2 separate regions of the Homo sapiens genome follow, and region 2 is linked to region 1. A link is a contact called in ENCODE Hi-C or POLR2A ChIA-PET data. All regions are on one chromosome and are shown on one strand. Each heading gives the region's core, a stretch centred on a gene start or an enhancer-like site at or near the end of the contact. The rest is flanking DNA. Distances are from core to core; before and after follow the strand shown.

Evidence for each region. Hi-C counts contacts between places; a loop is a spot of excess contacts on that map. ChIA-PET counts read pairs that join two places held with the same protein, here RNA polymerase II (POLR2A). Pooled maps may share reads with other maps.
Region 2: a loop to region 1 is called in a pooled map, with 4 times the contacts of the local background. The contact joins the promoter of EPN2-IT1 here to the promoter of AKAP10 in region 1. A Hi-C loop is called at or near these places in 1 of 50 pooled maps. POLR2A ChIA-PET finds 5 or more read pairs at or near these places in 3 of 52 experiments (HEK293T, K562 and activated B cell).

What each region holds. Positions count from the first base shown.
Region 1 is chr17:19,973,573-19,979,098 of GRCh38, forward strand. AKAP10 (A-kinase anchoring protein 10) reads right to left here and starts at 4,256. Exons shown (of 15, transcript NM_007202.4): 1 at 4,020-4,256. The coding sequence starts at 4,107. RefSeq lists a silencer at 3,964-4,153 and an enhancer at 4,626-5,339.
Region 2 is chr17:19,269,100-19,274,525 of GRCh38, forward strand. It overlaps EPN2-IT1 (EPN2 intronic transcript 1), which reads left to right and starts at 2,294. Exons shown (of 3, transcript NR_046824.1): 1 at 2,294-2,639; 2 at 4,035-4,176; 3 at 4,952-5,289. The region is part of intron 1 of EPN2 (epsin 2); the gene reads left to right. RefSeq lists enhancers at 1,727-1,996, 2,007-2,096.

The DNA.
Region 1 (5,526 bases), core at 3,006-5,505:
TGTTTTGAATATATACCATAAGTATCAAGAATGGAATGGAAACCAAATGGAAGCCTATGGCAAAATAATGCTGCCTCCTCAATCTTTATAAAACCAGCTCCCTCTTGACATTTAAGCTAAGATTTGAATGTCATCTCCTTAGAGGACATCCTTAACCACTCAATCTTAACAGAGATGACTGCCTAGACCAGGGTGTTAATTGTCACAGATGGTGAGACGTGGTAGGATTTCGATATGTGTGAGGTAGACCTAACAGATTTGCTGATGGATCAGATATAGAGTAGGAGGAAAGAAGAGGTTCAAAGATGTACTAAAGTTTTGGGCTGAGCAACTAAAAATCCAAAAATGCAGCCGGGAGCGGTGGCTCATGCCTGTAATCCCAGCCTTTGGGAGGCCGAGGCAGGCAGATCACCTGAGGTCAGGAGTACAAAACCAGCCTGACCAACATGGTGAAACCCTGTCTCCAAAAATTAGCTGGTCATGGTGGCGCATGCCTGTAATTCCAGCTACTTGCGAGGCTGAGGCAGGAGAATCACTTGAACCCAGGAGGCGGAGGTTGCAGTGAGCCAAGATCCGCCACTGCACTCCAGCTTGAACGATAAGAGCGAAACTCCATCTCAAAAAAAAGAAAAGAAAAAAAGCCAAAATACTACTTCTTGAGAAAAACTGATGAGCAGGTTTAAAATGACTAAATCTGGCATAAAATTTTAGATATTGTAAGTTGAAGGTATCTACTGGATTAAGCTTGTCCATCCCGCGGCCCAGGATGGCTCTGAATGTGCCCAACACAAATTCGTAAACTTTCTTAAAACATTATAAGTTTTGCGATTTTTTTTTAGCTCATCTGCTATTGTTAGCGTTAGTGTACTCTATGTGTGGCTCAAGACAATTCTTCTTCCAATGTGGCCTAGGGAAGCCAAAAGACTGGACACCTCTATATTGGTCAGGTAGAGATACAAACTGAACCTAAAGTTGGATATACCAGTCTGGATTCAGGGGCAAGGATCCAACGTAGTGATGTAAATTTGGGACTCAATGCATTGATGGTATTTAAAGTCTGAATCGAATCCCTAACAGGACCATCTCCAGCTTCTACTCTTACCACATCCAGCCTCCAAAAAGCACCTAGAATGATTTTTTTTTTTTTTTGAGACAAGATCTCACTGTGTTGCAGTGGTGGGATCATAGCTTACTGCAGCCTCAAACTCCTGGGCTCAAGTGATCTTTCTGCTTCAGCCTCCTGAATAACTCACAACACCCAGCTATTTATTTTTTCTTTTTGTAGAGATGGAGTCTCTCTATGCTGTACAGGTTGATCTCGAACTGGCCTCAGGTGATCCTCCTGTCTCAGCCTCCCAAAGCCCTTGATTACAGGCATGAGCCACCATGCCCTAGAATGATCTTTTTAAGATATAAGTTCAGATCACTCCTCTTTCAAAATTTTAAATTAATATTCTTTCTGTATTTTGTTTGACACATGGTCTCACTTTGTCATCCAGGCTGGAGTGTAGTGACTCAAATATGGCTCATTGTAGCCTCCACCTCCTAGGCTCAAGTGATCCTTCTGCCTCAGCCTCCTGAGTAGCTGGGACCACAGGTGTGCACCATCATACCCAGCAATTTTTTAAATGTTTTGTACAGGTCTCATGTTGCTCAGGCTGGTCTTGAACTCCTGGGTTCAAGCTATATTCCTGCCTCGGCCTCCTAAAATACTGGGATTACAGATATGAACCACCATGTTTGGCATCTCGGCATTAGGAATAAAACCTAACCATGGCCCGTAGAGCTCTCAATCACCCAACACTTGCCTACATCTATGCTCCAGTCACAGTAGCCTTCTTTCCTCTCTTGAAGGGCACCATGCTCTTTCTTGCCTCCTGGCCTTTGAACATGCGATTCCCTGGCCTCTCTAGTTACCTCCTACTGATCCTTCAGCTCTAAGTTTCAAGGTCACCTGCTGAGTCCTCTAACATCTAACCAAAATGCATTTCTCCTCTTAATCTTTCATAACACTTTACTCAACTTGTAAGTATACACCTATACACACACACTTACATGGAGCGAAAGGGAGAAGAGAGAAGATTTGTTTGCTTATTTATTATCTGTCTACCCCAGTAGACAATAAGCTCCATGGGTGCAGGGACATTCTCTGGTTCACTACTCAATCGTGAGGGCCTAGCACAGCACCTGGCAGACTCTGGACACTCAAAAGGTATTTGTTGAATAGAGACAACAGTCTCTTGTGCAATATGCAGTTTGCCTCATTATTCTTAGAATGTTTTCCCCCCTTAAAAAAACAAAAGTTAACCACTTCAATACCAATAAATTAGAGAGCTATTAGGTATACCCCTGCCTTACCAATAAAGCTTCCTCCTACTATTTTACCGGTTTCATTCATTAAGCACTTTCATGCATTCATCACCTGGCATCAGTTACCAAAACCGTGTACCCACTTAAGAAGAAGTATTTAAAGTCATTCAGAGTTCAATGGGCCTTTGGGAATCATCTAATTCTCAGCTGACAGAAGACAGAAAAGTAGGTTAACTGGTCTGCCCCTGTTACAGTTAGCAGCAGAGCTGTCATATGAAACCAAGTTCGATTTTGTTTAGTGCTTTTTCCAAAACCCATTTCTGGCTGGCCGCGGTGGCTCATGCCTGTAATCCTGGCACTTTGGGAGGCCGAGGTGGGAGGCCCACTTGAGGTCAGGGGTTCAAGACCAGCCTAACATGGTGAAGCCCCGTTTCTACTAAAAATACAAAAATTAGCCGGGCATGGTGGGGCATGGGTAATCCCAGCTACTTGGGAGGCTGAGGCAGGAGAATCGATTAAACCTGGGAGACAGAGGTTGCAGTGAGCCGAGACTGAGATCGCGCCATTGCACTCGAGCCTGGGCAACAAGAGCGAAACTCCGTCTCAAAACAAAAAAAGAAAACAAAACCCATTTCTGTCTGGTACTTTTTTTTTGAGACGGAGTTTCGCTCTTTTTGCCCAGGCTGGAGTGCAATGGTGCTATCTCGGCTCACCGCAACCTCCGCCTCCCAGGTTCAAGCGATTCTCCTGCTTCAGCCTCCCAAGTAGCTGGCATTACAGGCATGCGCCACCACCCTGGCTAATTTTGTATTTTTAGTAGACACGGGGTTTCTCCATGTTGGTCAGGCTGGTCTTGAACTCCCGATCTCAGGTGATCCACCCGCCAAGCCTCCCAAAGTGCTGGGATTACAGGCGTGAGCCACCGCGCCCGGCCTCTGTCTGGTACATTTTATCTGAAGCAACAGGAATTGACAGGAAAAATCACTGCTGTCCACAGACCCATACTTGCTCACTTCGGATATGTATTTTTAATGAAGTGCAACAACGTTACCCAGAATCAAAATTAAGCTGTTTCTACGTAAACATTGGGCAGGTAATACAACTGGAAATCAAAAATGTAAGTAGTTCGTTTGTAAGTTAGGGTTCCAGTAGTTAGCAAACTTGCCAAAGTCATCAAAAGTAGTGGTCTTCCTGTTGGGGAACTTTAGCAATAAGTAATTTTATTTTAGTAACAGCAGTAACTACCCCTCCCCCCAAAGAGGAAATTGGAAGACAGCACTGGGTGAAGAAAACAATTTTTTCACGTGTTGCTTTTAGACATAAAACCCTCAACATTTGGAAACTTCAGACTTCCATAATAAGGTTCTAAAGAGATTTCCTTGATCTTGATCCACGGTCCTCAAAGAAACACAAAAAAACTAACCCCCACCTAAGAACTGTTCTTAACCAAACAGGCAGGAACTTCTATGGGCTTTAGCAATCGCTTCTGAACCAGCGCGACAATACTCCTCTGACCTCGCGCAAGAAGGCCACCTTCTCCCTCCCAGAAGAGTCCCGGAGCAGAGCAAGGCACTCAGGGGGCATCTGCGCCGAGGTCGAGGCTCGCTGAAGGCCTTGCTGCCGCCTTGGGGAAAGCCCTCGCAGGCCCACCTGCCCCACCGCCGCCCCTGAGGCCCGGCCTGACTCCCCGCCGGCGCCCCCTCAGCTACCTTTCCGCCGGAAGAAGGACATGGCGGGGCCCGGGTCGGGACGGAGGGTGCGGGGGGACTGGCGCGGGGAGGGCCCGGCTCCCCTCATTCAGCAACCGGCCCGGACTTCCGGGTCCAGAGGGGCCGCTGCACTAGCGCGAAAAGGGACCCTTCTTCCGGGAGTGGGCCCCACCGCCTCCTCGGGATGCCCAGGCAGCTCCAGCCGCCATATTATCAACAAGCCGCCCGCCCGGAGTTCCGGTCCTTCCCCGCGCTAGGCTTCACGGGAGGTCAAGCGCCGGCCCCGCCCCTTTTCCCCATCCCCCTCCCGCGGGTGCAGGGGCGCACGCCCGCATCGCCCACGTGACCCGCGCGTGCTACCCGCGCCTCTTTCCCGGGCCCTGGGTGCCTGGAGCGAGCCACCGTTCCTGCAGCTGTTTTGTGGCGTCTGTCGCCGGCCCCCGGTGGAGCGCTGCAGACCCAGTCTCTGCAAAACTAACTCCCTGGGGCGGGAGCCCTCCCAGCAGCTGGAACGGGGCGGGCCTTAGGTCCCCGGCTTCCGGCCCCTGGGTACCCTTCAAATTGTGCCCTTCTAAAAGGCAGGGTCAACCCTGCCACGCTCCAGCTCGACCCCTCCTGCTCCTCCGTTTGAGTTTTGCTCACAGGCGCTGGCCGGCACGAGCAGCTTCACCCTGCACCCCAGTCCCTGCTTCCTCAGGAGAACCCGCCACGGCCTGCGGGTTCGAGGCGATGCAGAACCCTGATTAGGAAAAGGCACAACCTGCCGCATGCGGAACCAGCAGCTCCCTGGATCATTAGCGAATGAAAAGGGGAAGCGGGCTTATTTCGGAGTGCAGTCCCTGCGAATGCTCAACTTTGTAAGGGACTGCAACATAAAAGCCTCGCCAGTATTTAAAAGCTAGCTCCAGTGAATCATCCTTGCTCAAATGCCATTTTCCTGTGAATCTTCTGACCCTCTACTCCCAAAGCAAAATCAATCAAGCCTCCCTGTCTTTGGTGCTTCTTAACACCCGGCGAGTGCGCTCAGCGGCTGAGGTTGTAACTGCTCCCTGGGGTTGGGGTTGGGGAGGGCAGGAAGGTAATAGTAACTCAATAAATGTTCGCTGGGGTTTTTAAACCAATGAAGTTTATCATGTGACGGATGGGGAAACAGGCCCAGAAGAGACAACTAGCCCAAGATTGTTCAGAATGTTAGAAATACCAAAATTGTTAGAAATAGATAATCGGTGCCACGAAGAAAAGTCAGCACGGAGACAAAAGATCTCCAGCAAGGCAATCTTTACTTTCTGCAGAAAGGGTGCTCAATCGCAGATGGAACGATGTCGAGAGCACACCTGAACAAAGGAAAAGCAAACATATTTATCCCTTACGCATTTGGGTCGTCCTCACTGCTATGTCCTGCATCCATTGGCTGGAGCGGGACCTCACACTCTTAAACTGATAGCCGATTTGCTAATAGCCTAAAACTTTCTAAATAGGTAAGTGCAAGGAAGAACGAAGAAGGAGA
Region 2 (5,426 bases), core at 1,044-3,543, 710 kb before region 1:
TTTGCACATATTCTCTTATATGTACCTAATGTTACATAATAAAACATTTAAGAAAACAGAAGAACAACAAGAAAACATTAGGGCTGGCTCATACCTTTTGTGGGGTAGACTCTGACATTGAAGAGTTGGGAAGGAACATTTCCTCCTAATATATCCAGTCAGTGTTGCACAGTAAATAAAACACTGGGAATGTCTCCAGCAGAGGAGGAAAGAGGGAAGTAATATTTTTACTCTGCACCAAAAAAGGAAGTTTACCTTTCAACATGAAGAGACTCTTTTTCCTGAGTGGTATTTCAGATGACAACAGCTATTTCAAAGGAACAGTGCAGGTTTCTCAGGGTGTTAAAGTCGGTGTGACTGATTTAGTAGAAGACACTGTTAATAGCCAAAGAGGCATCATTTCTTGAGGATGTGAGTTCTGAAGAACACGTTTTTAGGAATAGTTTTAGAGTCTCTGTGTTGTTATTTTGGACCTCCACCCTGACTGACTCCATTGTATTGCCAGCGTGTAGAACCTTCCACATTTCAAGGTAAAAGTTTCTTTGAATAGCGTTAAAGCCTCTTCCCTTTTGCTGGCTGCACTGAAGGGAGCTGGGAATGCCAGGTTCTGTCCTGGCTTAGCACTGAATGGCTCTGGGTCCTGGCATCTACACGTGGTTGACTTCCAAGGCCCTTCTAGCTGTAGCATCTTTGCTCCTGCTTGTTTGACTTGGTGAGAGACTGGGGAAAGGATCCATTATGGCCCACAAAACATGAGGCTGGAAAACAGTTGTTTCCATGCCATCTTTTGGCCTCAAACATCTAGACAAGAGGGACCTTTGTAGGCCTGCAGATTCAGCAAAGGAAAGTTTCTTGTTCTTACGATTTTGAGCACTGAATTTGTCTAAAGCTACAAAGAATGAGAATAAGAATAGGGATTAAGAGGATGGGATCAGAAGTCAGAGTCTGAGAGCAAATCCTAGTCCCACCTCTTGCTGGCAGTGCAGCCTTGGGTCAGTTACTTAGCCTCTCTTTGCTTCACTTTTCCTCCTCTGTAAGATATGAATAAGAAGAATAACTCCTCCATAGGATTGTTATGAAGATGCCATCAGTGGACACATGTGACCTGCTCAGTTAGTATTCACTAGCCTCTTCTTAGAGAGCCCCTTCTGTTTCTTACTGCTCTTTTAATTCTGTTCTGTTACTAGTATCAAAGAGCACATCTGAGACTTTGCTTGGAAATGCCAGCTGCAGAGGAGAAGGGCAGGCAAGATTGTTGATGGTTTTGAACAGGTTGTGTGTATAGTCTAGAGAGAGATGCTTGTGGACAATGCCACCCACCCCTCTGGTAGGTGATTCCCACCCAGTGTGTTCTCATAGGGATGCCTCTGTAGGCTTTCATCTCCTGCCGAGCTGTCCTTAGGAACCTGCTGAGAAATGTCCCTGTGGACATTGCACCTTGGCAGGACACAGTAGAGGAGGCAGGTATTTGGACACCTCTTATTTGCCAGTCGTACTCTTACCAACCCTCACAGCCATGCTGAGCAGCACCTGTTACCTCTATTTGAGAGGTGTGGAAATAGAGGCTCAGGAAAGCTCAGCTTGCCTCGGACCATGCAGCTGGAAAGGCAGGACATAATCCCTGTGGCCGGAGTGAGAACTACATATTTCAGCCCTAGGCTGCTGCCCAGGCTGCTGGTGTCGCTCCTGAGTCCAGCTGTAAGGGGCATCGAGTGGATTCTCAGGCCCCGTGGTGCCTGGGCTTCGGCAGGTGCTGGTTCGTGTGGAGCATGTGTTAAGCACCTGGTAGGGCTGTTCCTGTTCCCAGGCAGTTTATTGTTAGGCAGACAATACAGCACTTGCCCTTTAACTCAAGAAATGGAGACCGAAAGGGAAACAGGAACTGGGAGAACAGCCTCAAGGTGTGAACTCTGGCAGTCTCTGAGTAGAGAGATAATGGGTATCTTTAACAGTGTTCTTATTTTTTGCTTCTGTGTCACATGGAAGGTGTTTGTTGAGGGCTGAGTGTGTGCCAGGCACTGTTCTAGACAGTGGCAAAGAGGCTGGGCCTTGGTCTCAGGGGGGTGGTGTGGGGGCAGGAGAGAAACAGATAAACAGGCACATAAGAAATGTCAGATAGAGGAGGGGCTCTGTTCCAGATGACAGCTGGTGACGTTGATAGAGAGTGCCTGATGGGTTCTGAGGAGGCCATGCGATCTGAGTGACAAGGAGCCAGTCTAGTGACAGATAGAGGAAGGACGCTGGGTGGGGGAAATGGCAGGTGCATAGAATGCAAGGCAGGAGCCACTTCCGGTCATAGGGAAAGTGACTGGAAATGAGAGTGCAGCATGTGGGTGGCACATAAAGAGTTAACCCTCAGGGATTGCTCTGCCCCAGAGCCCACCTTTGGGATGAAGGAGCTCATCCTTTGAGCTTCAGCTAAGGTGAGCCTGCTCTTGTGGTCTCTAAGATCCTGGCTCACTGCCCATCCCGCAGTGCTGCTTAGATGAGGCTCAGCGGACATCAACCATCACTACCACCAGTCCCTGCAAGTAACTCCCTCAGAAATCTGCATTGTTCAGAAATCTACCGTGTTCCTCTGAAGCTACTATGGAAAGAGTTAGATGTGACCTCCTGGAGGCACAGGTGGGAAGGCAGAGGTGAGCAAACCGCTTGTTTTTCTCACAGCTGTGGTCTTGCACTTGTACATGCACAGTGTAAAAATACCTGTTCCTTGGCCAGCATCTGGAGCTCTCTTTGAGAAAATATGTTACATCACTACTGTGCCCGAAACCCAAAGTCAGCAGGCCCTGCCTGAGGGGATCCACTGCCCCTCCTTTATTTCCACACTCTCGCAGGCTCCTCGCGAGATGGCGACAGCCCAGCAGTTAGCACCACCACATCCACCAGCCAGGTCTAAATTAAACACGAGATCATGGGAATGTAGATTTTCCCATGCAGCTCTGCATGTTTTTCAGATGTCTCAAGCTGGAAAATTATGCTGATCAAATGGTAGTCCATAGCTCGGCCTGTCCTGTGGGGTGGGGGTGAGTAGCCATCAAAGGCTCCCGTTCACTGCACCCAGTCTCTGGTTGGCTTCATCGTCTCCCATCAGCCAGTGTTTTCTCTAGCACAGCCACAGTGTGTGAGAAATGGGGAATCTCTGCCTAAGGGTCACAGCGGCCATCCTCAGAGGAGGGAAGGGTTCTGAAGGCTGCTTTTCACATTTCCAAAGGCTGAAGGGAAGCCCTAGTTTTTTGCCCACCATGAAGCCCCACAGACTAACAAAAACGTCTGCTGCTTGGCTGTGGCTGGAATTCTACTCCCTCAGTTGGTGACCTGTGGCTGGGCTGATCAGAAGCTTGGGTTTCTCATGACACCATGGAGATGGCAGGGAATTGAATCACTGGTCAGAATGGGGGCCTTTGGGACTGAAGGATTTGGGGTGAGCATCTGGTTTAATTCCATCATTTTAGAAGCGAGGACCCTGGGTACTGGCTTCTTGGTGCTACAGAGCGGTCGCAGCATTGGCCCTGATCCCTGGATTCCCATCTCCTCTCACTACCACATCATGTTATTTGCATTTTGGCATGATTTTTAAAAGAATGCTGTTCATAATTTGGTCATTTGTAAGACTGCTTTGAGGAATAGGAGAGGTAGGGGAGCATTCAACAATTCTCATTTGCCTTTATGGAGTGTTGCTGCCTGCACTTTGTGCTGTCACAGTGTTTGATCCTCTACACTGAGGGGGAGGTGCAGCTCCTTGCCATACCCCTGTTTTCCTGGATTGGCAGGAACAGCCAAAACCAGGTCTCCAGACCCCATCTTTTCTTCACACAGTCTTTAAAAAGACTGCATTTCCTCACCTGCCCATGTATTCTACACCCACAGGCTGCTCCTCCCAGAGACTAAATGATAAGGGCATGTTGATAACAAGAAATTAAATTCCTTGTGTATGTTTTGGTACTTGCTTTCTGCTTTTAGAAAATTGAGTACATATCAAGTTCTAGGAGGCCAAGTGACATCTAATTTGAGCTCTGCTGTGTCTGTTCCAGTGGCTCTCAGATCCTGGGAGAAGCTGCCTAGGTGGCTTCTTGAGGGTGGACCTCCTACTCCCCTTCAGGAGCCTCTGCCTGGTCATCTCGTCCTGCAAATAAAGTGGCCATTCTGTGGGTCTGCTCAGCCTTTTTTTTAGAGGTTGGTTCTTCCTATGCAGTCAGCCCTTCCTGGCTCCCCTTTGGCAGTAGGTTAACTGACACCTGCAGGGATCTTTCTTCCTTAGAAGAAAGTCCCAGGGGAGACAAGTAAGCACATGGGCAGTTTACCTTTTCCTGCTCTACTGTCTAGAAGTCAAGTCTGAAATGTTTGTTTTTCTTCAAAATTCTTTAAGTATATGAGTATAAAGGTTTTTTAGCCCAGTTTTTGGAGACTGATAAATTTTTTATTAAAAAAAAAACTATTCATTTTTATAGACAGGGTCTTGCTAGGTTGTCCAGGCTAGATTTGAACTCCTGGGCTCAAGTGATCCTCCTGCCTCAGCCTTCTGAGTAGCTGGGAAACAAGTGTGTAGCACCCTGCCCAGCTGATATAAAATTTGATTTCTCTAACCAACAAGAAGTCATCAGAATATAGATGCCCACTTTCAGTTAGTGAAGATGTTTATTTTTTGGCTGAATCTCACTGTTTTTCTGGTATGAGGGAAATAAAGGATTTTTTTCTTTTCATTTCTCTACGGGATGAGCAACAGTTATTAGGCTTTAAGTTATTGCTAGCGTGGCTGAAACAGAGTCATAATAGTCTTTTCTCTTTTGGCTGAAATGATGACTGTTGAAAAGAATGTAGCACTGTCCATATTGTCCTAACTGGCCTGTTGTCTTCTGGAGAGCCCGTGTGGTTTGGTCATGTGGTCTGTGGTCTCAGCTACCCCAACTGGGCCTCCTTGTAATGATCGTTGTACCCTTTTCTCCGGTAGGAAGATGGAGATGTTTCCTCACTCGTGGACTGCACCTCAGGAAAGATAAAGCCAGTGAATTGAGGATTGCGGAGTATTGCACACATTCAGGTGTCCTGCAGTGGACACCATGACACTGACTCCAGCATGCCTAGAAATCACCATGGGGGCTTAAGAGAGTGGCACCCCCTCAGCTCTGCCCCCAGAATGACTGGATTTTTGAACAGACTCCCAGGAAGTTCTGATGTATCTGGTTGATGGACCACACTGGTGGAACACTGTGGGAAAGGTGGGGTGTACCCCTTTCCCAAGCATTCTCTGTCATCTGCTTTTAGAAAAATAAAGTACATGTAGAAACATAGGAGGCTGCCAGACATACATAGGTGGAGCTACCATCTGAGGTGAAGATGTTCAGGTCAATTAATTCACCCGTATTTATTGATTGGGACTGGGTTTTCACAATGTTGATTGACCTGTGATTGTTAGGTTTGGGGAG